Linked DNA regions of Homo sapiens: region 2 is linked to region 1. A link is an interaction called in ENCODE POLR2A ChIA-PET data of the cell type or tissue named here. Cell type or tissue: OCI-LY7. All regions are shown on one strand. Each heading gives the region's core, and the rest is flanking DNA. Links, peaks and the distances in the headings are about the cores only.

Evidence for each region. ChIA-PET counts read pairs that join two places held together with the same protein. Peaks named below come from ENCODE experiments on the same cell type or tissue, not always from the same donor. Only the 100,000 strongest peaks of a DNase experiment are listed, where the experiment ranks them.
Region 2: POLR2A ChIA-PET joins it to region 1 with 5 read pairs; 1 of 35 experiments calls an interaction of 5 or more read pairs at or near these places.

What each region holds. Positions count from the first base shown.
Region 1 is chr2:86,881,546-86,894,361 of GRCh38, forward strand. It overlaps the pseudogene ANAPC1P1. Among named protein-coding and RNA genes, the nearest start is that of CD8B, 26 kb to the left of the region's middle. In OCI-LY7, for the core only: no CTCF peak of the experiment used is centred there; no DNase peak of the experiment used is centred there; H3K27ac peaks cover 488 bases.
Region 2 is chr2:86,754,257-86,770,478 of GRCh38, forward strand. It overlaps RMND5A (required for meiotic nuclear division 5 homolog A), which reads left to right. Exons shown (of 9, transcript NM_022780.4): 5 at 10,771-10,937; 6 at 11,603-11,768; 7 at 15,767-15,869. Among named protein-coding and RNA genes, the nearest start is that of CD8A, 29 kb to the right of the region's middle. In OCI-LY7, for the core only: CTCF peaks have their summits at 10,668 (motif pointing right) and 10,875; a DNase peak (open chromatin) is centred at 10,655.

The sequences.
Region 1 (12,816 bases), core at 498-8,497:
TGGGAGAAAATATTTGCAAACTGTGCATCCAACAAAGCACTAGTATCCAGAATATATAAGGAACTCAGATCAGCAAGACAGAAGCTCAAAAAGTGGGTAAAGGACATGAGTAGACAGTTCTCAAAAGAAGATATACAAATGGCCAACAAACATGAAACTGCTCAATATCACTAATCATCAGAGAAACACAAATGAAAACCACAGTGAGATCTCACCTTACTCTTTAAGGAATGGCCATTATTAAAGAGTCAGAAAAACAATAGATGTTGGCATGGATGTGGTGGAAGGGGAATGCTTATACACTGCTGGTGGGAACATAATTAGTATGACATCTATGGAAAACAGTATGGAGATTCGTTAAAGAACTAAAAGTACGTCTACCATTCAATCTAGCAGTCCCATTACTGGGTATCTACCCAAAGGAAAAAAAGTCATTATATGAAAAAGATACATGCACATGTATGTTTATTGCAGCACAATTCACAATTGCAAAGACAAGGAAGCAGCCTAAGTGCCCATTGACCAATGAGTGAATAAAGAAAATGTATATATACACCATGGAATACTAATCAGCCATAACGAGGAAATGAAATAATGTCTTTTGCATCAGGCTGGATGAAACTGGAGGCCATAATTCTAAGTGAAGTAACCCAGGAATGGAAAACCAAATACTGCATGTTCTCACTTCCAAGTGAGAGCTAAGCAAGGAGTATGCAGAGGCTATATACAGAGTGTTATGATGGACTTTGGAGACTCAGAAGGAGGAGGGTGGGAAGAAGGTGTGGGATAAACAAACTACATGTTGCGTACAACATACACTACTCAGGTGACAGGTGCACTAAAATCTCAGAATTCACCACTACATAATTCTGTGTCACCAAAAGCCACTTGTACCCCCAAAAGAATTAGGGCTGCTCAACTGTTAGTGTAAGGTAAATAATCCAAAACACTTATGGTCCCAAGTATTTCAGATAAGGGATACTCAGCCTGTAAGTATACTCATGAGCTCTACGCACTTGGCACTTAATTAGCCTTTTTTCCCAATCTAAGTGGTAAAATTGAATATGCAAATAAATGGCTTCAAAAAAGATTTGGCCAGGTACGGTGGCCCACGCCTGTAATCCCAGCACTTTGGGAGGCCGAGGCAAGTGGATCACCTGAGGTCAGGAGTTCGAGAGCAGCCTGGCCAACATGGTGAAAGCCCGTCTCTACTAAAAATACAAAAAAACTAGCTGGGCGTGGTGGTGTGTGCCTGTAATCCCAACTACTCGGGAGGTTGAGACAGGAGAATCGCTTGAACCTGGGAGGTGGAGGTTGCAGTGAGCCGAGATCATGCCCCTGCACTCTAGCCTGGGCAACAGAGTGAGACTCCATCTCAAAAAAAAAAAAAAAAAAAAGCAGACTTAATTTACTTGAAGTAGTTTGTTTCTTCCTTTTTTAAAAAATGCATTCCTTTGTCAGCAGGTATGGGACACACTGCCAGTAAGAGAGGTCAATAAAAAAAGACTGCTTTATACACATTACTCCATTTGTTCTGTACTGTGATGACTGCTGTTTGCAGAAATTCTCTGGACTATATTGATTTTCCTCTGTTGGTGCATTGATAGAATTACTCTCAGGGGAGAGATTTCTAGGAATGAAATAGAAGACAATGTGAAAAATAGTATGTACAAAGTTCAGAAGATTGCATTTTGAGATAGTAGGTTTCTAGTTGCTCGTGTAATCTGGAGATTTCTTTTCAATAGAAGTGCAAAATTTGTGCACAGACATACTCGTATTGGTAATTAATTGATTATTTGTTTATTGCTAGAGAATCTTTACCCACTATGTTCAGCATGCTGCACCCACTAGATGAAATAACTCCACTTGTTTGTAAATCTGGAAGTAAGTGTGCTTCTATATTCTTTTAGATAAGCTCTTTTGTTTTTGTTTTTTTTTTGACTTTGGTGAGGGAGATTATAAAGGCGCTTATATGAAAACTGACTTATAAAAATAATGTAATGTAAACATTTCACAAAAATAACTTCTATTTTGAATTTCTTGAATATCATGGTATTAACTGCTCAACAGTTATTTTAGTAAAAATAAGGTATATAAATCAGTGAGGAATACCGATATATTTATTAACCTACCTGTAGATGCTTTGTTCTTTAATAGTTAATAAGTAAATGAATGATACTTGGATGAAGTAAAGTTTATTTTTTGTTGTTGTTTTGGGTTTTTTTTTTTGAGAGGGGTCTTGCTCTGTGGCCCAGGCTGGTGTGCAGTGGCGCGATCTCAGCTCACTGTAACCTCTGCCTCCCGAGTTCAAGTGATTATCCTGCCTCAGCCTCCCGAGTAGCTGGGATTTCAGGCACACGCCACCGTGCCTGGCTAATTTTTTATATTTTTGGTGCAGACGGGGTTTCATCATGTTAGCCAGGCTGGTATTGAACTCCTGACTTCAGGTGATCCACCCACCTCGGCCTCCCAAAGTTCTGGGATTACAGGGGTGAGCCACCGTGCCCAGCTGCTTTTTATCTTCTATATTATGTCTTGGCAGACTGCAGGCCATGGGCTAAATCTGGCCTGCAGCATGTTTTTGTAAAACTTGTGAGCTAAGAATGGTTTTTTTTTGTTTGTTTGTTTGTTTTGTTTTTTTTTTGTTTTTTAAGACAGAGTTTTGCTCTTGTGCCCAGGCCAGAATACAATGGTGCGATCTTGGCTCACTGCAACCTCTGCCTCCTGGGTTCAAGCGATTGTCTTGCTTCAGCCTCCCAAGTAGCTGGGATTACAGGCGTGTGCCACCACACTCAGCTAATTTTGTATTTTTAGTAGAGACATAGTTTCACCATGTTGGTCAGGCTGGTCTTGAACTCCTGACCTCAGGTGATCCACCCACCTCGGCCTCCCAAAGTGCTGGGATTACATCATGAGCCACCGCACCCAACATAAGAATGGTTTTTACCTTTTAAAGGGTTGTAGGAAATAACAAAGATTATGTGATAGAGTCAGTATGTGGACAGCAAACTGCACTATTTAGTCTTTGATCTTTTACAGAAAAAGTTCAAATTTTATGTTGTTACTAATTGCAGACAACCCGAATAAACATACTAGGGCCTGGGATTAAATGGCATGCAGCCTTTTTTTTTTTTTTTTTTAAGTACAATTTCCATTTTATTTTTTCTCTGGAGAATAGTCTGTCTTCAATCTTTTTATTTTCATTTTGTTTTTTTTGAGACGGAGTCTCGCTTTGTTACCAGGCTGCAGTGCAATGGCACGATCACAGCTCACTGCAGCCTCCGCCTCCCAGGTTCAAGCGATTCTCCTGTCTCAGCCTCCCTAGTAGCTGGGATCAGGGGTGTGCCATCATGCCCAGCTAACTTTTTGTATTTTAGTAGAGATGGGGTTTCACCCTGTTGCCCAGGCTGATCTCGAACTCCTGAGCTCAGGCAATCCACCCACCTCGGCCTCCCAAAGTGCTAGGATTACAGACATGAGCCACCACGCCTCGCCTTGTCTTCAGTGTTTAAGGACTCAGCTCCTTACATGGGCTTTGGTGGGGGTTGTGGGGCAGCACTCCTCGAAGGTCTAAATCGGGGTGGGTGTGTTTGGTCCTTGTGGGCTTTACAAGGTGGATTCCTGATGACTTTTCTGTGAATTGCACATCTCACACAGTAATTTAGCTTCCCATACAGCTTGGGAAGCACATAGGCATTGAAGACACTCGCTTCAGAAATGTCCCTGACTGCTGCAGCCTCCACCACATTTCGAATGATGAATTAATTTCTTTTTTTTTTTTTTTGAGACAGAGTCTCACTCTGTTGCCCAGGCTGGAGTGCAGTGGCGGGATCTGGGCTCACTGCAAGCTCCACCTCCCAGGTTCACACCATTCTCCTCCCTCAGCCTCCCGAGTAGCTGGGACTACAGGGGCCCGCCACCACGACCCGCTAATTTTTTTATTTTAGTAGAGACGGGGTTTCACTGTGTTAGTCAGGATGGTCTCGATCTCCTGACCTCGTGATCCGCCTGCCTCAGCCTCCCGAAGTGCTGGGATTACAGGCGTTAGCCACCGTGCCCAGCCTCGAATGATGAATTTCTTAATGGCCTTGTCCTTGGGCACGCGTCAGGCACAGTTTGTGCAACGAATAGGCTGCATGTGGCTGCGCCCCTTTTTGGCACGATTGTTGTTCCTTCTTTTCTTTGTCTTCTTGGAGGCACGGACTGGAGGGAGGAGTGCAGCCATTATTGATCATATTTTTGAATAATATTTAGTGAACTAGAAGTTGCTTATTTGTAATGTCAAGTAGGATACAAAACTTTAACACAGTATGATTATAATTTTGTAAAAATGTATAAAGTGTGTATATATGTATGAAAAAAACAAAAATTCTCTAATGTATTAATAGTAGATATTTTGAGATGGTGGCATGATTTTTATTTATAAAGTATTTCTTATGATTATAAAATCATATTTTAAAATTTTTCAATATTTTAACTGAATGGGAAACATTTCCTGTCAAATAAGGATATGGAGACCAGTCCATGGTACTTTAGATTAAAAGCTGAACTCACTGGGAAAAACCTTATTTTGCATGTGTAACTAGTAAAGCAGAAACAACAGTGTACTGTTCGGCACTGTCTGAATAGTAATTATAGAGTACAGCTTTCATACAGAAGAACAGAACCAATAAGGAAGTCAAACTTGGCAGAATAGTTGAGTGCAATTTATAAATAAGTCAGTTGAAGAAATCATCGACCTTTTACCTGTGGCTGATTCGTGTAATGGTGAGAGTCAGCACAAATCTTAACATTTAGCAACAGCATGTATGTGAAGCTAAAACTTGTAATGCTCTCATCTTTAATGTATTTTAAGGAAGTTGATGCCTAAAGTAAATTTATTAAAAATTCAGAGTTAATTATTTAAGATAGTAATAGATTTCGTGCTCTCTTTGGCTTGGTTGTTCTTTATCTTTAACAATTTTAAGAGCTCCGTTCATAAATATCAGTCTTGTAAAGCCCGTTGTTCTATACCTGATTTTTCTATTTTATTTTTAAGGTCTTTTTGGTTCATTACGGGTGCAATATGTTGTAGATCATGCAATGAAAATTGTTTTCCTCAATACTGACCCCTCTATTGTAATGACTTATGATGCTGTTCAAAATGTGCATTCTGTGTGGACTCTCCGGAGAGTCAAATCAGAGGTAAGGAGAAAGGCAAGTCACTTCTCCTTAACAGGAAAGGGTAGGCTGGGTGCACTGGCTCACACCTGTAATCCTAGCACTTTGGGAGGCCAAGGCAGGCGGATCACTTGAGGTCAGGACGTTCAAGACCAGCCTGGCCAACGTGGTGAAACCCCATCTATACCAAAAATATAAAAAATTAGCCAGGTGTGGTGGCTTCTGTAATCCTATCTACTCGGGAGGCTGAGGCAGGAGAATCACTTGAACCTGGAAGGTGTAGGTTGCAGTGAGCCAAGATCGTGCCACTGCACTCCAGCCTGGGTGACAGAATGAGACTCCATCTCAAAAAAAAAAAAATGTATGTGTGTGTGTGTATATATATATATGTATGTATATATATGTGTGCGTATATATATGTATGTATATGTGTATATATATATGTATGTATATATGTATATATGTGTATGTATATATGTATATATATGTGTATATATATGTGTGTGTGTGTATATATATATATGAAAGAGTAGTTAATACTTCATACCCTCACATTTTTTTTTTGGAAAAATCACTTGTGAATAGTTGTTTTATTATTATTATCATCATCATCATCATCATCATCATCATCATCATCTCTAGAGACAGGGCCTCACTCTGTCACCCAGGCTGAAGCATAATGGCACAATTACAGTTCACTGCAGCCTTGAACTCCTGAGCTCAAGTGATCCTCCTGCCTCAGCCTTCCGAGTAGCTAGGACTACAAGTGTGTACCACCACTCCCAGCTAATTTTTAATTTTTTGTAGAGATGGGATCTTGCTATGTTGCCCAGGCTGGTCTTGAATTCCTTGGCTCAAGCTATCCTCTCGCCTCACCCTCCCAAAGTGCTGGGATTATAGATGTAAGCCACGGCACCTGGCCTCATTTGAGAAATAGATTGAGCTTCTTAGGAAAGAAGAAATACTGTGTCTTTAGTAACTGACTTCAACTTGCATTCTTACAAGGAAATTGCTATTTTATTCTAATTATTGTTTTTTTTTCCTCTTTCTCTTTATTTTGACTTAAGGAAGAGAATGTTGTTTTAAAGTTCTCTGAACATGGGGGAACCCCACGGAATGTGGCCACTAGCAGCTCCCTCACAGCACATCTCAGAAGCCTCTCCAAAGGAGATTCCCCTGTGATTTCACCTTTCCGGAATTACTCCTCCATTCACAGCCAGAGTCGCTCAACCTCATCACCCAGTCTACATTCTCGCTCACCTTCTATTTCCAACATGGCAGCTCTAAGGTAGAAGGGTTTCCTGGTTTTTCTTTCTAAGCTTTCTGTTTTGTTTTGAAGGATTTAGAATTGCTGTTGACAGCTGTTTTTAGGGGAAATATATTTAGGGGAGTTTTTTTTAGGGGAAATAGCCATTATCCCAATTGAGACCTTTTTTTTTTTTTTTTTTTTTTTTGAGACGGAGTCTTGCTGTGTCACCCAGGCTGGAGTGCAGTGGCGCAATCTTGGCTCACTGCAAACTCCGCCTCCCGGGTTCATGCCATTCTCCTGCCTCAGCCTCCAGCTGGGACTACAGGCGCCTGCCACCACGCCTGGCTAAGTTTTTTTTTTTTTGTATTTTTAGTAGAGATGGGGTTTCACCGTGTTAGCCAGGATGGTCTCGATCTCCTGACCTTGTGATCCGCCCACCTCGGCCTCCCAAAGTGTGGGGATTACAGGCGTGAGCCACCGTGCTCAGCCCTGAGCCAGTTTTACTAAGATTTCTAAGTTTACCATGTCACATTCTTTCCTGAGTCATATTTTGAAGCTGCCTATGCTTGTCCTAAGGTTAGTTGCCTCATTTCTACCACTATGTGGGCAACAGTTTGATGAATATTAATTCCCAAAATATTGTGGCACTATTTTATTTTTGCCTTAATTTATGTTAGTTTTTCTTTTTTTTCTTGTTATTTGATATCTAAATGTATCTATTTCTCTATATAGATATTTATTTAAATCACCAGATATGTATATCTGGTGCTACAGGGACATTGTTTTGTTGATATATATATGTCTGACTATACAGGGACATAGTTTAGAGCTTTTTGAATAATCATTCATTTTCCGAAAAAGAAGATGATCTAAGTTTTAGTTGTAAAAGATGAGTTCTTCTAATAATAATTCTAAATCTTTAGAATATAGTAAAGCACATTGACATGAACCATTTAAATAGCTACTCCTTTTTGAAAAATTTTAATTTCTGACCTGGATTATGCCATGAATGCTCTTCTGTCTGTGGAATTTTGGGAAGTGTCATTGGAGTGTGTGTCATATAAGCCTGCCCTGCTAACTGTGATGTACTCTCTCCTCTGTTTCTTTTGCAGTCGTGCTCATTCTCCTGCCTTAGGAGTGCACTCTTTTTCAGGGGTGCAAAGGTTCAACATTTCAAGCCATAATCAGTCTCCAAAGAGACATAGTATTTCTCATTCTCCAAATAGTAAGTCTAATGGCTTCTTTCTTGCACCAGAAACGGAGCCAATTGTTCCTGAACTGTGTATTGACCATTTGTGGACAGAAACGATTACTAATATAAGGTTTGTTATATATATTATTATATTCAAAGAAAAATGTTGCTGAAAGTCTTGGGAAATATATGGCATTTTGTTTAAAGTTTCCTTTTAATGTGATCAGTTATTAATATATGTAAAAATATATAGAGATATGTATTAAGGCCACCTCAGTTTCAGTAGAGGATATTAATGAGATTAAAGTGATCATAGGCTGGACGTGGTGGTTCATGCCTGTAATCCCAGCACTTTGGGAGGCTGAAGCTGGTAGATCACTTGAGCCTAGGAGTTCGAGACCAGCCTGGCCAACATTGTGAAACCCTGTCTCTACTAAAAATACAAAAATTAACTGGGTGTGGTGGTGCATACTTGTAATCCCAGCTACTCAGGTGGCTGAGGCAGAATTGCTTGAACCCAGGAGGCTGAGCTTGCAGTGAGCTGAGATCGTGCCACTGCACTCCAGCCTGGGTGACAGAGTGAGACTATCTCAAAAAAAAAAGTCATCATAAAAATATTATTTTGTCATCTGATATTTCTTCCTTTATAGTAATAATCTCTCATTTTTCAGGTGTTTTTTGTTCTGGGGAGAAACAGTTAATTTCTATCCGTGAGGAAATGTGGGTTTTTTAGCACGTTTCCTAAGTTTTATGTTCATGTTAGTTGAGTGCCAGCTTTACTTTTTGGGAAACATAGCTTAGATCTCTGTTCTGGGTGACCTTTCTTCTTTTATATTCTCTTTAATAATTCACGTGTTAATTTATATGCCAATGTGTGTGCTAGTTAACAGTCTAATAAGTCACTGTCCCTGTCCTCAAAAGAGGCAGATAGCTGAAGGATGGTGACACAGGAGGGACTACTTTTGCTGGTAGGGCTTTGAAAAATGAACAGGTATTTGCTAGGCAGGTAAGTTTAGAAAGACCACAGACGGCAGCTGGGATCAGAACAAAAGTTCTGGTGAGTGCGTGGTGTATTTAGGGAATTATAAATACTCCCACTCTGGTTTTTGCAGAGGGGAGGGAAAAGGCTAATGAAGAGGAGGCTTCCTAGGTGCAGTGGCTCACACCTGTAATCACTCACTTTGGGAGGCTGAGGCAGATGGATCACTTGAGCTCAGGAGTTCAAGACCAACCTGCCCAACATGGTGAAACCCCATGTCTACTACAAATACAAAAATTAGCCAGGCATGATGGCGTGCATCTGTAGTCCCAGCTACTCTGGAGGCTGAGGTGAGAGAGTCATTTGAACCTGGGAGTTGGAGGTTGCAGTGAGCCAAGAGCACACCACTGTACTCCAGCTTGGGTGACAGAGTGAGACTGTCTGAAAAAAAAAAAAAAAAAAAAAAAAGGAGGCTTGAGAGATTACTGATTGCCCTTTAGGCCTCTGGTCTGTTTGATGACAGCGGTAAGAAGGCACTTCATAAGTGTGTCGGAAGTTTGGGAAACAGCAGAACAATAAATGTGGAATTGTCAGCTTATAAGTGGTGATTGAGGTAAGAGAATTAGATTAGAATTGAAGAATTATTGTATTCAATAATTGTGTGTACATGTAGTATATAGGCCTTTTCCCAAGGAGAGGGTTTTAACAGTCCTTAGATTCTCAAAGGGATTTGTGGCCTCCAAATAGTTAAAATCCAGTGGTGTAGAATTAGAAGAGGGCTAGGAACTGAAGTCCTGGAAACTTAAGATTTGGGGAATGGAAAGAGACAAAGCTGGCGCAGAGAGACAAAGCAAAAGAAGTCAGATGGGAGAAGCAGCAGGAAATACAGAATACAAAAAAGAACATTTCAAGAATACAGAGATGCCAGTATTGCCAGGTACTGGTGAAGTGTGGCCCTGAGAGTTGAACCCAGAGAGGAGGTACCTGGGTGGCAGTGGGTTCCTTGGTGACCTTGGCCAGAGCATTTTAAGCTGGGAGGGTGGCGGGGGAAAGTGGGGTAGAAAAAGTAAATGGGGACTGAGGAAATGAACATAGGCATACAGACTCTTTAAGGAGTTTGCCTTTGAATAGGAATGAAGATACAAAATTAGAGGGAGTCTTGGTCAAGGAGAGTTTTGTTTTTGCTGAACTATAATAAAATTAGTTTTCATGACATCTTGCCCCAGTATTTTCTTTTTCTTTTTTTTTTTGAGACAGGGTCTCACTCTGTCACCCAGGTTAGAGTACAGTGAGTGACTCAATCACAGCTCACTGCAGCCTTGGCCTTCTGGGCTCAGGTGATTCCCCAACCTCAGCCTCCCAGGTAGCTGGGACTATAGGCACACACCGCCACGCCTGACTAATTTTTGTAGAGAAAGGATTTTGCCGTGATGCCCAGGCTGGTCTCAAACTCCTGGGCTCAAGCAACCTGCTTGCCTCTGCCTCCCAAAGTAATGGGATTACAGGTGTGAGCCACTGTGCCTGGCCCCCAATATTTTCTTACCTAACCACAATACAAGTTTTATATCCAGTCAAATTGAGAAGGTCTTTTATATACTCTAATGTTGAGTCTATTTTATATTTTAAGACTTTTAATGTGAAATAGTAGGCTATACGGACTATACTCAAGGGAAAGTATTGAAAATACAGAAGAGAGGAAACGATTGATGGAACAAGTAACCAGAAAGGTGCACAAGTGGTGAGATTAGCGTTGGGATAAAGAAGTGAAGGTTGATCAGATACGTAAGGCAGGAGGTTGAGCTCAAGCCTTAGAGCCTCATTTTATCTGAAATGGAAGGCAAATGCATAATCTTAGAGAGAATGAAATGGGGGATAGGTAGTCTGAAGAAAGTAAAGATGTGGATACAATGTTGAAGTAGTCTCTCTGGCTTGTTTCTCATATATCAAATAAAAGTATCCTACAATTATAGATCATTTTTCTTTAAATAACTTATTTGTAAGTTGAATATATTATAGACTCTTATTTTTTAGATTTATGGGTCTTCTGTAGCACTTTATTTATTTATTTATTTATTTATTTATTTATTTTTTGAGATAGAGTTTCGCTCTTGTTGCCCGGGCTGGAGTGCAATGGCCCGATCTCGGCTCACCACAACCTCTGCCTCCCAGGTTCAATTGATTCTTCTGCCTCAGCCTCCCGAGTAGCTGGGATTACAGGATTACTGGCTAATTTTGTATTTTTAGTAGAGACGGGGTTTCTCCATGTTGGTCAGGCTGGTCTTGAACTCCTGACCTCAGGTGATCTGCCCGCCTCGGCCTCCCAAAGTGCTGGGATTACAGGCGTGAGCCACCACACCCGGCCTTCTGTACACTTTAGAAGGAAGGGTTTGGGAATTAGAGATACAATTTCAAAAAGAGATGTGAATGAGGTCTAATCTGAGAAGGAGAGGGGGTAGATAGGAGAAACAGCATTATGAAAGATCTGGCCCTTTGCGGGATAGGAATTCAAGTTTGCATGCATTACTTTACAAGTAGGTGGCTTAGTTTGCATTACAAGTAGGGAGCTTAGATAGTATGTAATTTAAAAGTTCATCAGTAATTGTTAAATTTATTGTAGCTTTCCCCAGCAAAGCTGTGTAATGAGCTCATAATCAAAGAACTGAAAGGATCTTAGAGATCATGAAGTTTAATTCTTAGAAATGTTTGTGTCTTTGAGATTATTGCTTGACCTAAGTAGTTTTTAGATTTCTTGCAGAATATTTTCAAAGACTTTTTTTTTTTTTCTCTCTCTTTTTGAGACGGAGTCTGGCTCTGTCGCCCAGGCTGGAGTGCACTGGCGCGATCTTGGCTTACTGCAAGCCCCGCCTCCTGGGTTCATGCCATTCTCCTGCCTCAGCCTCCAGAGTAGCTGTGACCACAGGCGCCCGCCATCATGCCTGGCTAATTTATTTTGTATTTTTAGTAGAGACGGGATTTCACCGTGTTAGCCAGGATAGTCTGGATCTCCTGACCTCGTGATCTGCCCGCCTCGGCCTCCCAAAGTGTTGGGATTACAGGTGTGAGCCACCGCGCCCGGCCTCAAAGACTTTTAATAGTTACTGTGGTAGATTCTTGGACCAGTGCTGACAGTTACTTTATTGATGTATCTATTATAGAGAGAAAAATTCACAAGCCTCAAAAGTGTTTATTACATCTGACCTATGTGGGCAAATTTCCTGTGCTTTTCAGTGGAGTCCCAGCTCCAGTTATGGTAGGTGTATGTATTTCCCATTGTTTCTGTATAAATAACTCAGCATTGCTTTTTCTTTTTCTTTTCTTTCCTTTTTTTTGGCTTAAGTAGTTTTATTTAGAAATAATTTACATGTCATAAAATTAACATGTTTTAACTGTACAATTAAATGATTTTTAGTAAATTACAGTGTTATACAACCATCACCATGACCCAATTTTACAAGATTTATATCACCATAAAAAGATTTCCTTGTGCTTGTTTGTAGTCAGTCTTGTTCCCATTTCCAGCCTCAGGCAACCATGCTAGGCTTCTGCCTTTATAGATGAGTTTTTCTGGACATTTATATATATATAATGTATGTACACACAGTGTAGCTTTTTGTGTTTAGCTTTCACTTAGCGTGATGTTTTTAGGATCCACCGTTTTGTAACATGTATCATTATTTCATACCTATTGCTATGTAATAGTCCATTGTATAGATCTACCACCATGTTTTGTTTATCTGTTCATCAGCTGATGGACTTTTGGTTTATTTCCACCTCTTGACTGCTGAGAATTAGGACAGTATGAACATTTGAACAAAGGTCTTGAGCAAAAATGTGGACATATGTGATTTTATTTTTCTTGAGTAAATGCCTAGGATTGGGTCATTGGGTTGAATGGTAAATTCATATTTAACTTTTTAAGAAATCACCAAACTGTTTTCCAAATAGCCTGTATCATTTTATATTCCCACCAGCAAAATATGAAGGTTAATGTCTCTTTATCCTTGACAGGATTGGATATCATCACACTCTTTGATTGTAGCTATTTTCCAGTGGTTGTGAAATGGCTTTAATTTGCTTTTCTCTAATGCATTCTGATGTTGATCATCTCATGAAGTTATTAGCCATTCATTTATCTTCTTAGGTAAAATATCTATTCAGATCTTTTGCCCATTTATTTACCTTCATATTTTGAAATACGATAGATCACAGGAAGTTACAAAATAGTAAACAAGTCCT
Region 2 (16,222 bases), core at 5,969-13,968, 120 kb before region 1:
GCAAGCTGTATGTGGCCTGTGCCATAGTTTGCTGGCCCCAGTCCTAAAATTTTTTACTGTGAGGATTACCAGGTTATTTGTAATAAATAGCTCATAAAATAAAGGGAAGAAACTGGATTATAGAAGCAGTGATTTGTTGTGAGCTTATAGCTTTGGAATCCTGGTATTTTAAAACCAGAAAAATTAACCATCAGTGTTACAGGGTTAGCTGGGAAGTTGACTTTTATAAAATGTACACTTTTTCCCTTAAAATTTAGTTCCACTAACCCATTTAATTCTTCATAGCTTAGTTTTTTCTTTCTAATCATTTCTCAGTTCTTTCTCCTTTTTGAGACAGGGTCTCACTGTCACCCAGGCTAGAGTGCAGTGGCATAATCATGGCTCACTCCAGCCCCAACCCCCCAACCTCCCGCCTTAGCCTCCTGAGTAGTTGGGACTACAGGACTGTGCCGTTATGCCCAGCTAATTAAAAAAAATTTTTTTTTGTAGAGACAGGATCTCACTATGTTACCCAGGCTGGTTTCGAACTCCTGAGCTCAAGTGATTCTCCCACCTCGGCTTCCCAAAGTGCTGGAATTACAGACTTGAGCCTCTGTACTTGGCCATTTCTCAGTTCTGAGAAAATTTTGTGTAGTTCTAAAACCAGCCCAGATGACTAGACAGAAATTCCTGTATAAATTTATATAAAATTCTTGTATAAATTATAATAGATCTCACTTAAGAACTGTATCTCTGTGTAAGATGCATATTACCTTTGTAGAATTTGTTTAAGCAAATTTCAGATTGTGACACATCTGGGAGATAAATTCAACCAAATACCTCTAACACCTCTTAAACAAAATATGGCAACAACTACTTTTTTTTTTTTTTTTCCCAAAGAGACAGAGTCTTGCTCTGTGGCCCAGGCTAGAGTGCAGTGGGATGATCATAGCTCACTGCACACTCTCAAACTCCTGGGCTTAAGTAATCCTCCTGCCCCGGCCTCCTGAGTAGCTAAGACTACAGGTGCACACCACCACACCTGGCTAATTTTTAAATATTTTATAGAGACAGGATTTCTCTATGTCGCTCAGGCTGGTCTCAAACTTCTGGCCTCAAGTGATCCTCCTGGAGCGTCAGCTGCCCGAAGTACTGGGATTATAGGCATGGGCCAATGTGCCCGAGAAAGCCTACATACATATATGAACATGTAATGGGTTTCCCAGTTGTTTTATAGTGATTAGCAAATAATATTTGGGTTGTTATTCAAGGTAATATTCACTTATCTATGCGTTTCTTAGGTTTTTTCATTAAACTTTGTTCATATGTGCTAGTCATGTACGTACTATGACTATATCTGTAGTCACTGGCACATAGTATTTGCTACCTTAGCCTTCAGAGTACTCCAGACTTTTCTCCTAAGAGCCTTTTAAACTTTGTGCGTATATAAGATATGTTTCTTATTGATAAGCATGTTATGTATATTGATTATTTCTGTAAATTTTGTCTATTATTTGTTGCCTTAAAACAATTCCTCTCAGGCAGAGAGAGGACTTGTTCCATAAGTAAAAATTTTCTCATTTCATGTTTCTGGGAGTAGTGTTTAATATCAGCATGAGGGAATGTAGTGGTAATCATAGTTAACTCTGCTTGAGTGGTTATTGTATGCCTAGCATCGTTCTAAGCATTTTACGTGTCTTAACCTATTCAACCCTCATATTAACCTATGAGGTAAGTCATCTTACAGAGAAGCAATTAGGGCCTAGAAGATCCTCTGTGAAAAAAAGTCAAAAGATTATATGAGAAATGCTTTACATAATAGTCCCCCAGTATTCTCATTTGAGGTTCATTTTAACTTATTAAGTGTATCATCAAGCCAGGTGCAGTGGCTCACACCTGTAAGCCCAGCACTTTGGGAAGCTGAGGTGGGCAGATCGCTTGAGCCCAGGAGTTCGAGACCAGCCTGGGCAACATAGCAAAACCCTATCTCTACAAAAAAATAGAAAAATTAGCTGGGTATGGTGGTGTACGCCTGTAGTCTGAACTACTCAGGAGGCTGAAATGGGAGGATCACTTGAGCCCAGGAGGCGGAGTCTGCAGTGAACCAAGACCACACCACCACTCCAGAGCCGAATCCTGTCTCAAAAAATAAGAAAATAAATAGAAGTAAAAACGTACCATCAGTAATCCTACAGTAAAGAAACTCATTTAACTTGGTATAACCCAGTGTTTTCTCTGTGTATTTGACCAATCTTGTTTTCCCTCCAGATAACACATTTAAAACCCATAAAATTGGAGTTATACAAAACATAAGATTTAATAGAAATCGTCATTACAACAATTCAGATTTTTCCAATTCTTGCCTATTGTGGGTGCAGAGCAGATACTGACTAAGCATCTTTCATGAGCTAGGTACAGAAAATTCCCTTTACTCAACTTACAGCAAAAGTTGAATGATATGGGACTCCAATTTGGGGAATTCTAGTTAAGGTACAAGGCGGGAGATATCTGCCAGTTATGCAGCATCCCATTTGTTCCTGCTGGGAAGGATATCATGGAGCTCACAAGGGAAAAGAGGAAGGAGAGGATGCAGCAATTCCTCCAGACTGCCTATGCGGTGAGAAGGCAGAGGCCAGCCAAAAATTTGAGGTGGCTAGGCCGGGCACGGTGGCTCATGCCTGTAATCCCAGCACTTTGGGAGGCCAAGGCGGGCGAATCATCTGAGGTCAGGAGTTCAAGACGAGCCTGACCAACGTGGAGAAACCCCATCTCTATTAAAAATACAAAATTAGCCAGGTATGGTGGCGCATGCCTGTAATCCCAGCTACTCAGGAAGGCTGAGGCAGGAGAATCGCTTGAACCCGGGAGGCGGAGGTTGCGGTGAGCCAAGATCGCGCCACTGCACTCCAGCCTGGGCAACAAGAGTGAAACTCAGTCTCAAAAAAAAAAAAAAAAAAAAAAAAAAAAAAAAAGTGGAGGTGGCTAAAGGCCATTGAGGGCCTAGGGGAATGGTGATATTGTGGAGAGAAGTGGCAGAACAACACCTGATTACATAGATCTAATCAGGACCTTGCCTGCTCCTGTGTTCCGTGCCCTTGTACCTCTGAGTTTGTACAGATTTTCCCCCTCATCCAGATTTCTTTTATGCTCACCCAGATTGTTTTATTTGCTTTTTGAATTTCTCTTGGCGCCTAGAGTAGTGCTTACCTCATAGTAGGCCCTCAATGAATAACAGTAATCTGCAGGAGAATTTAGAGCAAACTTGTCATCCTCTTCCATGGTGGCAGATAGAAAGCCAAAAATAGTGTTAACGAGAGAATAGTAACTTAATACAACGAGGTGGGGGAAATATTAGAAAAAATAGGAACTGTCCTTGTAGCTATGCCATTATTAACATACATATTGAAAGAAAGCACTATCTTTAGGGGAAGCTACTTGGTTGCCTTCCTAAACGTGTCTCAAAGAGTAATACTACCTTGCTGGATTTGCCACAGTCTAGTATCTGACTTTCAGCTTTGCAGACTTGGAAACTTGTTTTTGGTGTCCTTATTTTGTTTTGTTTTCACTAAGAACAGGCCTTTAAAAACGATAAAAACCTGAATTGCTAAGCTGCGTACATAGTTTGGATTATTAGGGGCTGTGAAACAAGCTTGTGGTAGGCAGGTCCATGTGGAAGGCACATGAGCTTGCAAAGCCTGGAGTTGGAACAAGAGGAGATTGTTCTAGAAAATGTTCAAAGTTCTCAGGCTAAAATGTCCTGATGCCATTATGTCCACCATGGAGGTTGTGTTGCAGAGCCGTTGGGCAGTTCAGACTTCATTCACTGACTCCTTTTCTCAAAATTGTCCTTGGCTTGCCTTGGTCGAGTTTTGAGTCAGCATTAAGTATCCCAATAGGTAATAAATAAGAGTACAAAATCAAAAGGCACAACAAGATAAAAATACAGTGAAAAGTAAATCTCCCCACCTTTGCCTTCTAATCACAGTTACTCTCCAAACAGGCAGCCACCATTAACTGTATTATGTATACGTACATTTTTATGCACAAGTGGTTGCATACTATACACAGTGTTCTGCTTTTTACTTGAAAAATTTTGAAGTATTTGCCTATATCAGAGCATATAGAACTATTTTTTTTTTTTGGTGGCTGCTTAGTGTTCTCTTTTAGGGATTATACCTTAATTTTATTTAGCCAGTTCCTATGGATGGACGTTTGTAGTTTCCGATATTTTGCTTTATAAGTGATGCAGCATTGAATATCCGTTGCACATTATTTTGAGCATGCCTGCTAGATATGTTGTCCAATATGGTGACCACTCCTATGTGTAGCTCTTACTAATCTCTGCATTACTGAGAACCTCATGTAAAAGGGTGTGTGTGTGTGTCTTAAATAGAGTCAGATATGCAATACCATAGTTTGTGTGGTTTCTTAAATAGCATGTGAAAAGGACAGAGACTCACACCAACTCTGAGATGAGTTTAATGGTAGTAGTTCCAGCAGTGGACTCAGCCCATAGCTGAAAAATTACCATTTGAAAATATCTAAGAAATGAAACACTGAGTGTTCTTTTCAGTCTCTAAAGCAAAGTTACAGAGTTCCTCACTTTTTTGACTGAACTTTTTGTCAGGTTTGCCATTCTCTGAATTTTTTTAAGCATTTGATTCATGTTACTAAGGACATTTCACCAGGTCCACACCTGTGGAGTAAAAATCAATGTCATTCATTCCCCTGAACTTCAGCTTTTACCCCCAAGAGTATAGCCTTAAAGGAAATTAGAAAAAGAGGTTTTTGTAAGCCTTTAAATGCTGTGAAAGGTTACAGTGGAATGTGCTGTGGGATTGGCAAGAGGCTTTTTTTCCCTAGTATTACTAGAAATAGACACCCACCCAGGCTGGCAAAATTGTAAGATTAGAGAGATAAGCCCACTAATGCTGTCTGTTAGGTTCCTGAGGGAGAACCGCTAACTATGAAGGTGAAATCTTGTATTTATTTTTGGAATGATGTAGAAATTCTAAATATGGAGGTAACTGTGTGCCAAGTCTTTTCACAGGCCTGACAATTAAGATAATTAATGCTAATGTTTCTGCTGGGTAATTGTATAGATGTGGATTGCTTCTAACTTAGTCTTCTCATAAGTAATATTGTTTTGGGGTTTGTTGGTGGAAAGGCCCCAAAAGGCTCTTCATCAGAAGAATGTAGTGGCAGAGATCAGTGTAACACTGTTGATCTTACTGTCATTTTTGGGGTTCAGTGTTTCTCTAAATGGAGTAATTCCAAAGGTGACAGTGTTCTCGTGGTCCACGCTGGAAATTTGGGATCAGAATTTTTTTAAAAAAATTATAGAGTTAATAATTTCACTGCATTTTTAGTTTGCTTGCCCCCCCGCCCCCCACCATCTCTACTAAAAATACAAAATTTGCCAGGCGCGGTGGTGAGCACCTGTAACCCCAGCTACTCGGGAGGCTGAGGCACAAGAATCACTTGAACCCGGGAGGCAGAGGTTGCAGTGAGCCGAGATCACGCCACTGTACTCCAGCCTGGGCAACAGAATGAGACTCTGTCTCAAAAACAAAAACGTGGGGAGGAAGGAAGGGGGAGGGGCAGGGGCAGGAATCATTTTAGTGAGAAATAGAAAACGAATTTCGTTTTCTTTGTAATTCTTTAAGATTTATGAGAATGGGCCACAGACACCCTGACTTGCTCAGGTTCTCAAACTTTATGTCTTTCCTCATTATATCAGTCTGGAACTTCTTTGTCTTTATAAAGTAACCTCTTACCACTGAGATCTCTGTGTCCTTTCTCTCCTGTTTGTATTCTTTTTTTTTTGAGACGGAGTTTCACTCTTGTTGCCCAGGCTGGAGTGCAATGGCGCAATCTTGGCTCACCACAACCTCTGCCTCCCGAGTTCAAGCGATTCTCCTGCCTCAGCCTCCTGAGTAGCTGGGATTACAGGCATGCGCCACCACACCCGACTAATTTTGTATTTTCAGTAGAGATGGGGTTTCTCCATGTTCATCAGGCTGGCCTCAAACTCCCAGCATCAGGTGGTCCACCCACCTCGGCCTCCCAAAGTGCTGGGATTACAGGCCTAAGCCACTGCACCCAGCCCTTGTATTCTTTATTGAACCTATGGGCAGTCTTTGCAGGTTTCTAACATACATAAATTCGTTTTTACCACAGTTTAGTTAAATAACACCTGGCTGCCAACAACACAGTTCAGATTTCAGTCACCATGATGTATTAACTGTGAGCAATTGTATAAAATACAGACTTCTCTGCCAGCTCTTCAGTCTACACATCTGGACATAACAGGAGCATCATGGTCATGACCAGTTTTGTCACTTCGCTCTTGATCACTGCACATCTACTGTCAGTTACTCTCAGGCAACAGCTGTGTGGGTTGTGTCACCTCTTTAACTCCCAGGGATAAACCCACGTGACATTTTACAAAAATGGATAATTGGAAGACGGACTTGGCAACAAGAAAAACCTCTAGAAGTGAAATTGAATGTGATTAGAAAGATTTGAAAAAGGACAACAGCAAGATGAAGCTAGGGCAAGACCTAAGCCTACAGGAAGCTAATGGTACAAAGCATATTGGAAAAGTCCTGTCACTATAAAGACGAGGGTAAAGTCACTTCACCATCTTTTCACTTATATTGCACTAGAATAGAAAGATGCTTGTGGTTTAGATGGAACATTTACTTCTACTTTGGATTGAGAGAGAGAAGTGTGTGTGTGTGTGTGTGTGTGTGTGTGTGTGTGTGTGAATCAGTTTGGCTACTATTCGGGCCAAATTGATAATAGTTGCCTTATTGAAAGAAGATGGTAATTACAAGGATATTGAAGAACTTCACAGCCAGTAAAAGATGCTTTTATCATGTTCAGAAGTTGTGAATTGACTAAAGCTATCTGAGGAAGCTGCTATTGTGAGTAAGGATGCTGCTGTGAAATTTGTACTCAGATGTCAAGGATTCATTAAGGCGGATGTTAACAATGATCATCACAGAAGGCAACTCTTGATACCAGAGCTTAGCAAGAGGCATAGAATAGTGAAGAATAGTGAATAGAGTTAAAAATAGATTGACTTTCTTATTAGGAGGCAGCTGCGGAGAGTGACTTTGAATAAAACCTATGCTTATTTGGCCAGTTAACTGTGGCCAGGGAATTGAGGTCAAGAAAATACAAATGTGGGTTTCTGGGTACAATCCTGGAGGTATAAGAGAGAGGTCCTATCATGTCAGGTGAGGATTTCACCTTAATTGCTTACATGTGCTTCAATGTTTGGGAGAGTTAAAAGTGGGGTATCTCATCCTTGGTTTAGAAAATGACATTTTGCCAGGGAGGGAGAAGCTTGGAAGTCCCTTGCCTTGTACAATTTAGTCTTAATATAGTATTAAGAAGTTAAATGAGGACAGTATTGTTTCAGAATAGGATGCAAAGAAATACGACTTTTAAGAAATTTGAAAACTTGTATTCTATGAATTTGGGTTTTGTGTTGTCCTCTCCTCCTCCCAGTTCCTTTTTGTAAAGGTATCTACTTACTTTTCTAAATATTTCTTGGCAAGGAGTGGGGAGGAATTAAGCAATGCTAGTTTTTTTCTTATTTCATAGCCTTGTTTATAGCAAAATTTGAAACTGTGCAAACATAAATTTAGTACATTAAAAATTATATTTGTCTAAATAAATGCCTCTCCAGGTTAAGTGGCGTACAGGTGTTTATAGCTTATAAAGCTTAAATTGATAATTCATAACTTTCAGGAAAAGTAATTTATAATTACTCTATAGGCCTGTTCATTTAAAAAAAGGAAGTTAAGAAATTTTACTTTTACATTAGCTTAAAAAGTTACTGCCTTTTAAAGTATAAAATTAATACATGTTCATTACAGAAAACCTGGAAAATATAGGACAGCATAGACTGTTACAGAAATCACTGTAATATGGTATTGATTGGTGTGTCTTCCTGGTGGTTTCAGACCCCTGGTGCTGATCTAAGAGTTGGTGCCTTGTTCCGATTAGTCATGGCCCATGGTATAGCAGTTGATAAATAATGCTTGAAATCCCAGAGTCATTACTGCTAAACATTCTGGTGTCTAAAAATTACTTTAAAAAATGTATCACTCTTTTGGCTGGGCATGGTGGCTCACGCCTGTAATCCCAGCACTTTGGGAGGCCAAGGTGGGTGGATCACCTGAGGCCAGGAGTTCAAGACCAGCCTGGCCAACATGGTGAGACCCTATCTCTACTAAAAATGCAAAAATGAGCTGGATGCAGTGGTGCATGCTTGTAGTCCCACCTACTTGGGAGGCCGAGGCAGGAGAATGGCTTGAACCTGGGAGGCGAAGGTTGCAGTGAGCTGAGATCTTGCCACTGCACTCCAGCCTGGGCAACAGAGTGAAACTCTGTCTCAAAAAAAAAAAATATTTTTTTATATATATATATATCATATATATATCATATATATCATATATATCATATATATCATATATATCATATATATCATATATATATATCACACTTTCAAGCTGAGCACAATTGCTCACACCTGTAATCCCAGCACTTTGGGAGGCCAAGGCGGGAGGATGGCTTGAGCCCAGAAGTTCGAGACCAGCCTGGGCAACATGGTGAAACCTTGTCTCTTCAAAAAAATACAAAACAGCTGGGTGCGGTGGCGTGCACCTATGGTGCCAGCTACTTGGGAAGCTGAGGCGGGAGAATCGCTTGAGCCTGGGAGGCGGAGGTTGCAGTGGTGAGCTGAGACTGCACCACTGCACTGCAGCCTGGGCAACGAAAGTGAAACCCTTTCTCAAAAATAAAAATAAAAAATAGAAAATCACACTTTCCTCCCATTTAACACTATATCATGAACATATTCCTATGAAAATGAGTTTTTTTGTGAATTGTCTATTTATGAATTTTTCGTTTTTTTCTATTGACTTTTTTAAAATTAAAATTTGTAGTTACTCTATTAGCTCCAGTCTTTGACTTTACAAGCCCTTACACATACATCTCGTATCAGAAAGAGAAAAAAGAAAAATCTTACTGCCTTTCCTTACTTGCTAGTAGGAAAACATACTCATGCTTATATGATTGAAGGGGTGTATAAACTTTTGAAAGTGATCTAATTTAAATGCACTACTTGGAACTGGAAATCTGTAAGGTGCCTGGCAGACTAGAGACTGCAAAAAGCACAGTGCTGTTGGTACTGTTGATTGATGTGGGGCATTCACGAAAGACCACTGCCAGAAGTATTTTGCTGGTTGGCCAGGCACGGAAGCTCACACCTGTAACCGCAGCACTTTGGGAAGCTGAGGCGGGAGGATCACTTGAGCCCAGGAGTTCAAAATCAGCTTGGGCAACATAGTGTTTACAAAAACAATTTTTAAAAAAATTAGCCAGGAATGGCAGCATACACCTGTGGTCCTAGCTACTTCAGAGACTGAGGTAGGAGGATCACTTGAGCCCGAGAGGCTGAGGCTGCAGTGAGCCACGATTACACTACTGCACAGAAGCCTGGGTGGCAGAGTGAGACCCCGTCTCCAAAAAAAAAAAAAGTACATTATTGTCAGCAGGTTTACCTGACTTGGTGTTACCACTTGACTGCATCATTTTAGTGCCAGGCAAGGAACCAAGGCTTACAAATTTAGGTAAATATTTCCAAGATCCAGATGATTAATATTTTTAAAAATCACTTTGACTTTGAAGTCAAAGAAGCCTCATGATTTGACTGTAAGGTGTGAATACATCAGCAAGTTAATTAGAATGTTTACATGCTTGTGCAGCCCTTTCTGGGAAGGTTAGGACCCAGTAAAAGTGCAGCTCTGTGAAGTCCAATCTCAATCAGCAAATTCATTATAAATAATTTGAAAGATTTTACTCTTGTGGTTTATGGAGTTACTGAGATTTTGTATTCTTACCCAGTTCAGATTCTAGTGGTCTTTGGTGAATTAGGTTAGGTGGGGAGTATTTGTCTAACTGATGGTCAAATTAAATAATATAATGCTAACAGCTTCTATATATTAATATATTTAGAGAAATAAAGTACTGTTTCCTTATTGCCTTATTGCAAAATTTGATTTTAACAGCTGGCTATATACTTTCCTGCCTTTGCCCTCACCTGACTTGGTAGTTCCAGTTCAAGATTGATTATTCCAACTGTTCTATAGAAGCCCGAGGGGCTGTATTTTGGCTCATTTAAAATTGAATCTTGTTTTTTCCCTTATTAGAACTATGTTTGTACAAATCATTTTGCACAGTAAGATTTACTGTATGATACTTGTCTAGCTTTATCTTCCTGATCAGATTGAAAGCACCTTGAGGGGAAATAATGGTATTTACTGTTTTTAATCACAAAGTGAACAAAATCTTGCAACTATTGAAAGTTTAAAAGTATAGTTCCCTTTCAGGATCTTTGATTCATGCTTGTATATATTAGGCCAGTTTTGTAGGAAAAGAGCAGTGGATCTAGGCAATTTAATTGTGAATCTCGTGGCTGACACCGCTTCAAAGTGTGGTCCTATGCAAGTTCAGATGCATCATGTGACACATGAGAGTCATTCTAGTGATTGTCTATCTTAATGCTTTTTCTTTCACTGGCTGAAGGGCCTCTGCAAGTGTAGTTATTGGTGGTTACTTTCCTGACAAAGGTCTGGGCCCTAGGGATTGATGTTACCATAGACTTCCACAAGATGGCAGACCAAGCCCCTTTTTTGTTTTACTGGGTTTCAAATAGTTTTTAAGACACCTTGCTTATGCTTTTGATTCTTAAAGTCTTTTTTGCCTTTTCTTTAGGTGGGCAGTGTCAAACCGGGAAATGCTTATAGCTCAAAACAGCTCCTTGGAATTTAAGCTACACAGACTGTATTTTATTAGCTTGTTAATGGGTGGAACCACAAATCAGCGAGAGGCATTACAATATGCTAAAAATTTTCAGCCATTTGCCCTAAATCATCAAAAAGGTGAGTCTAGAGTCAGATGTTATTAATGTTTGAAACAGGGCTATAGCCACCACTGTAACTTAACAGTTCTTAACTAGAGCTAATACCTGTTTGCCAGTAAACAGTTGTAGTTGATAATCACTTACAGGAAAAGTTCTGACTGGCTCTAGACAAAAACAAAAATATTAAAGCCTCTTAGAAGTCAGAGATGTTGCAGATTTTGGAATTCCATATTAAACTTAGAGGAGATGTGAGAAAGAGCAAGGTGTGCACTTGCTCTTTTCCACCCCCACCTGGCTGTATGCTGCTGCTCTTGCCACAGCAAAGTGTCAGAGAGCCAAGGTGGCAACTGTCAACCCCACGAAACTGTGTAGGAAACATTAACTCTGCAGTCAGAGATAATGTGATGACATAATTGTTACTTCTCTAGGTAATGGTAATTATACTATGCTGTAGAGAAGAATTTAAATTATAAGTTCAGTATTTTCACTGCTTTCCTTTTCTTCCCTTTTCTCTCCATGCTGTTTAATTTAGGATGAAGGAAGAAACCAAGCTTAAGGACCAGAATTTTAAAAGACCTGTTAATACATTATTTTAGGCTGTATCAGTATGGGTGGGGGTATTCTTGCTTTTCGCAGCTTATTACTGCAAGCAAACTAATGCTTTCTTGCTGGTGCTTTTTTTAGACATTCAGGTTTTGATGGGAAGCCTTGTGTACCTGAGACAAGGGATTGAGAACTCACCATATGTTCACCTACTTGATGCAAACCAGTGGGCTGATATCTGTGACATCTTTACACGGGATGCTTGTGCCCTCCTGGGGCTCTCCGTGGAGTCCCCTCTCAGTGTCAGGTATGGAAATTAGCCCTGTCTGTTATTGAAGTATGCACTGCATTATCACCTTCCCTTAACTTGTTTGGTTCTTGATGTTTAAAGCCAAAATAACTTTTGTCTTTCCAAAGAAGAGTGCAATTGGTATTTCAAAAGATATCACAATTGGCAGTGATGCTGTTTTAGAGAAGCAGTTTTGAAAGTGTGGTGTATGAACCTCACAGGATCCTGAGAGCCTTTTCCACTGTATTGACATTAGTACAGATGGTCCAGAAACAGTGGTGGACTAAACTGCTAGAGCCTTAGCACAAGTTGGGGCGGTGGTACAAACTCCACGAATAGCTGGATTCCTCACCACCACACACTTGCAGTTTAAGAAATGCTAGTTTTACTTAACCACGTCTGTAATCTCAGCATTTTAGGAGGCCTAGGAGGGTGGATCACGAGATCAGGAGTTTGAGACCAGCCTGGCCAACATAGTGAAACCCGCCTCTACTAAAAACACAAAAAATTAGCTGGACGTGGTGGCGGGTACCTTTAATCCCAGCTAGTCGGGAAGCCGAGGCAGAAGAATCGCTTGAACCCAGGAGGCGGAGGTTGCTGTGAGCCAAGATTGCACCATTGCACTCCAGCCCGTGCAACAATGCGAGACTGTCTCAAAAAAAAAAAAAAAAAAAAAGAAAAGAAAAAAAGAATATTCTTGGCCTGGTGTGGTGGCTCACATCTGTAATTCCAGCACTTTGGGAGGCTGAGGTGGGGGGAATCTCTTGAGGCCAGGAATTCAAGACCCACCCGGGTAACACAGCTAGACTCCATTTCTACAGAAAACTTTTTTAAAAAAGGATGTTCTTGGTGAAACATTAAAATTATTAGTTTTATTAAATCTTGACCTTTCAGTACACATCATCTTAATAATTTGTATGACAAAATAGGAAATCCACATAAAGCACTTCAGTTTCATGTCAAAGTATGGTAATTGTCTTGAGAAAAAGTATGTTGTTTTGAGTTATGAGCTAGCTGGTCACTTTTTTTCATGGAATACTTGTTTTGTTTGTTACTTGTTTTTTTCTTGCTTTTTTGAGATGGAGTCTCCCTCTGTCCCCTGGCTGGAGTGTAGTGGCGCAATCTCAGCTCACTGCAGCCTCCACCTCTTGGGTTCAAGCGATTCTCCTGCCTCAGCCTCTGGAGTAGCTGGGATTACAGGCGCCTGCCACCACGCCCAGCTAATTTTTGTATTTTTAGTAGAGACAAGGTTTCATCATGTTGGCCATGCTGGTCTCGAATTCCTGACCTCAGGCGATCCACTGCCTTGGCCTCCCAAGGTGCTGGGTTTATAGGCGTGAGCCACCGCACCAGCCTTGGAATAGTTTTTACTTGGAAGAATCATTAACATAGTTACGCACACTCAGGTTTTTGGCAGTCTTTTTTTTTTTTTTTTTTTTTGTCTTTTTTCTTAAATTTTTAAGACATTCTTGCTATGTTGTTCAGGTTGGACTCAAACTCCTGGGCTCAAGTGATTCTCCTGCCTCAGGCTCCTGAGTAGCTGGGAGTACAGTTGTGTGCCACATCACCCAGCCATTTTTTTAAGTGAACGAAGCAAGCCTGTCACATTTGAAAGGTCTTAATTAAGTATGATTTTACAAAAGCATGCATGAGTAAAAGAGTCATTCAAAGTACAAGACAGACAAATGGATTTTAATGTAGCAGGGTACAAAAAGTTTAATGGTAAAGTTTCAGATTCTGCTCTGCAGCGAACCTTTAGAAAACTACTACCTGTTTTGGCCAAAACTATGAAAAGTCAGTTTTCGTGTGGTATTAAGGAGGAGTATCCACAATGATCCAAAGTGATCAAAGTAGTACTACACATATGTGTGAAACAAGGTTTTTTTTCATTTACCTCAACCAGAAGAACGTATCACAATAGATTTAATGCAGAGTAAACTATAAGAATCCAGCTGTCTTTCTGTTAAGGTAGGCATTCAGGAGAGTTGTGAGAGTTTGGAACAGTGCCACTCTTCTCACACATATATTTTTGTTTTGGAAACTGTAGTTATTTTTTTATAAGAATGTTTGCAATAATGGCATGGTATTTTATTTTTACATGAACTAATCGGCACCTTTTATGTTTCTCATTTTAATTTCTAATGTATTAAAGATATAATCCACAAAAAGAAAAGCTCTTTGAGATCCTTAATACTTAAGCATATAAAGGGGTCCTGAAACCAAAACATTTTAAGAAACTGTTGTAAGAAAATAACTCTTTTTTAGCTCTTCTATTCATTTAATTCCACAAATGTTTTGCATACCTGCTATGTGCCAGGCACTGTGGGCACTGTGTTGGATATGAAGATGAATAAGGTGCATTCCACAGGGTGCTCCATCCTAGCGTAGGAGTGGACAGATGCAATTAGCTATAATGTGAGGCGCTGATGCCATCAAGTTCTCTGAGGAAGACTCTAAAGTGGGAATGTACATGCAGAAAGTTTACTGACATCAGCACCTGTGGGAGAATGAAAACAGCAGGATTGGGCAGAGAGGAAAGTTGGACTGTATTAGAGTGGCAACAAGGTGTCTCCCATCCGTGAGGAGCTCTGGAGCTGCTGTGGGCCCGTGGAGTTGTCCCAAATTGGGCCTATAGGGCTGGGGTTTTGTACCCTCACATGGAGCAATTGCTGGATGTGACTCTGGTCAGATGACTCTCTTCAACTGAGGACAGTCCTGAAGAGACGGACACAGCTGAGAGTTGGCTGCCAACACTTCCAGATCTGAGAAATGAGTGCTTCCACCCTGGACAGGGGTGATCTGGGGATAAGAGGAACTATGCAAAAAAAATGTTTCAGGAGCAAGCATGTCATTTGACTGATAAGCTGAGCCCATTAAATCCAGTTGTTTTGTGCAATATAAAACCTTTTTTGGCACTAATGTAAGATTATTATGAAATTCTTTATATTTTACTTTTTGAAACAGGGTCTCATTCTGTTGCCCAGGTTGGAGTGCAGTGGCACGATCGTGGCTCACTGCAGCCTCAACCTCCTGGCATCCTCCCACCTCAGCCTGCTCAGTAGCTGGGACTCTAGGCACATGCTACCATACCTGGCTAATGGCTAATTTTTATATCTTTTGTAGAGACGGGGGTCTCACTGTGTTTCCCAGGCTGGTCTCAAACTCTCAAACTTAGGTAATCCTCCCACCTTGGCCTCCCAAAGTGCTGCAATTACAGGAGTGAGCCACCACCATCTGCTGTTATTAAATTCTCTAAAAACCTTATTCTCAATTCTGTACTTCTTTCCTGTGGATTGAAAATGGTGTGTAAATCAGCACCATCTGCAGACCACATTTTGAGTATCATTGTTCTAATTAGCGTATACCTTGGAGCACATTTTGTAAGAAAAATAAGTCTGGTGGTATATGGTCTGTAAGGAAGGGAATAGGAAAGGAAGTTATGTCTTGTATATTGCTGAGTGAAGAATTTTGTGCAAGAACATCTCTTTTTCCTTCAAACTCAGATGCTAAAACTACTGTATTTGGAAGAGTGTAGTAGTTCTTAATTCCTGCTCTTCATTTGAATTAATTGGTTCTCCAAAGCTGCTTTCTTTTTTAAAATGCATGTTTTAAAACTTTATTTTTCTATTTTCTGAGGAAGTAAGCTAAAGTTAAATTACCCTAGCAGATGAGTTTTTTTTTTTTAACGTTTGCGTTCTTTAACTGCATTTACCCCCATATTGGTGAGGTTTATTTAGAAAATTTAGAGTTTTATTTTTTGTTTTGTTTTTTAACTGGGATTGGTTTTCAGTAACTTCAGGAAATATACCAGTGGGCCTGGGGAAGAAGGGGAGGGAAAACAAGTTATTTCTCTTCTAGTGGAAATGGCTGGATTTACTTTTAGCAGAACAGAAAGCTCTCACCCTGTCCAGTGGCCAGGGTCTGCAGCACATAGAGTCTGGAGAAATTGATGTCTCCTTGGACCAAGCGGCCTGACCCCTGGCCTGGCACTGACGTTTCCTCTTCTGCTCTCCCAGTTTCTCAGCAGGTTGTGTGGCGCTGCCAGCTTTAATTAACATCAAAGCCGTGATTGAACAGAGGCAGTGTACTGGAGTTTGGAACCAGAAAGATGAATTACCTGTGAGTTCCATTTTCTATTGGCTATTTACTTTTACTGCCATTAGAAGAATATGGCATCTTTAAATGTTCATCTTACCTTTTAACCAGGAAACATTGTAGCCATTTGACAGGAGTTCTTTTATGGATATATAAAAGATTAAACAATACAAATGAAGAGCCTAGTACATTTTGGGGACCCTGGAGGAGGAGTATTATAATTTTGACTTGAAGTGCCTTTGAAAGCTGGTGAAGGGAAACATCAGAAGTGGGGAGGGCTGTACATACAGTAGCAGGCAGTGTGTTCTGCAGTGCAGTTCACAGACCACTCCTGTGATTGTTTTTCTAATATAAACGCAAATTTAATTGGTTTTACT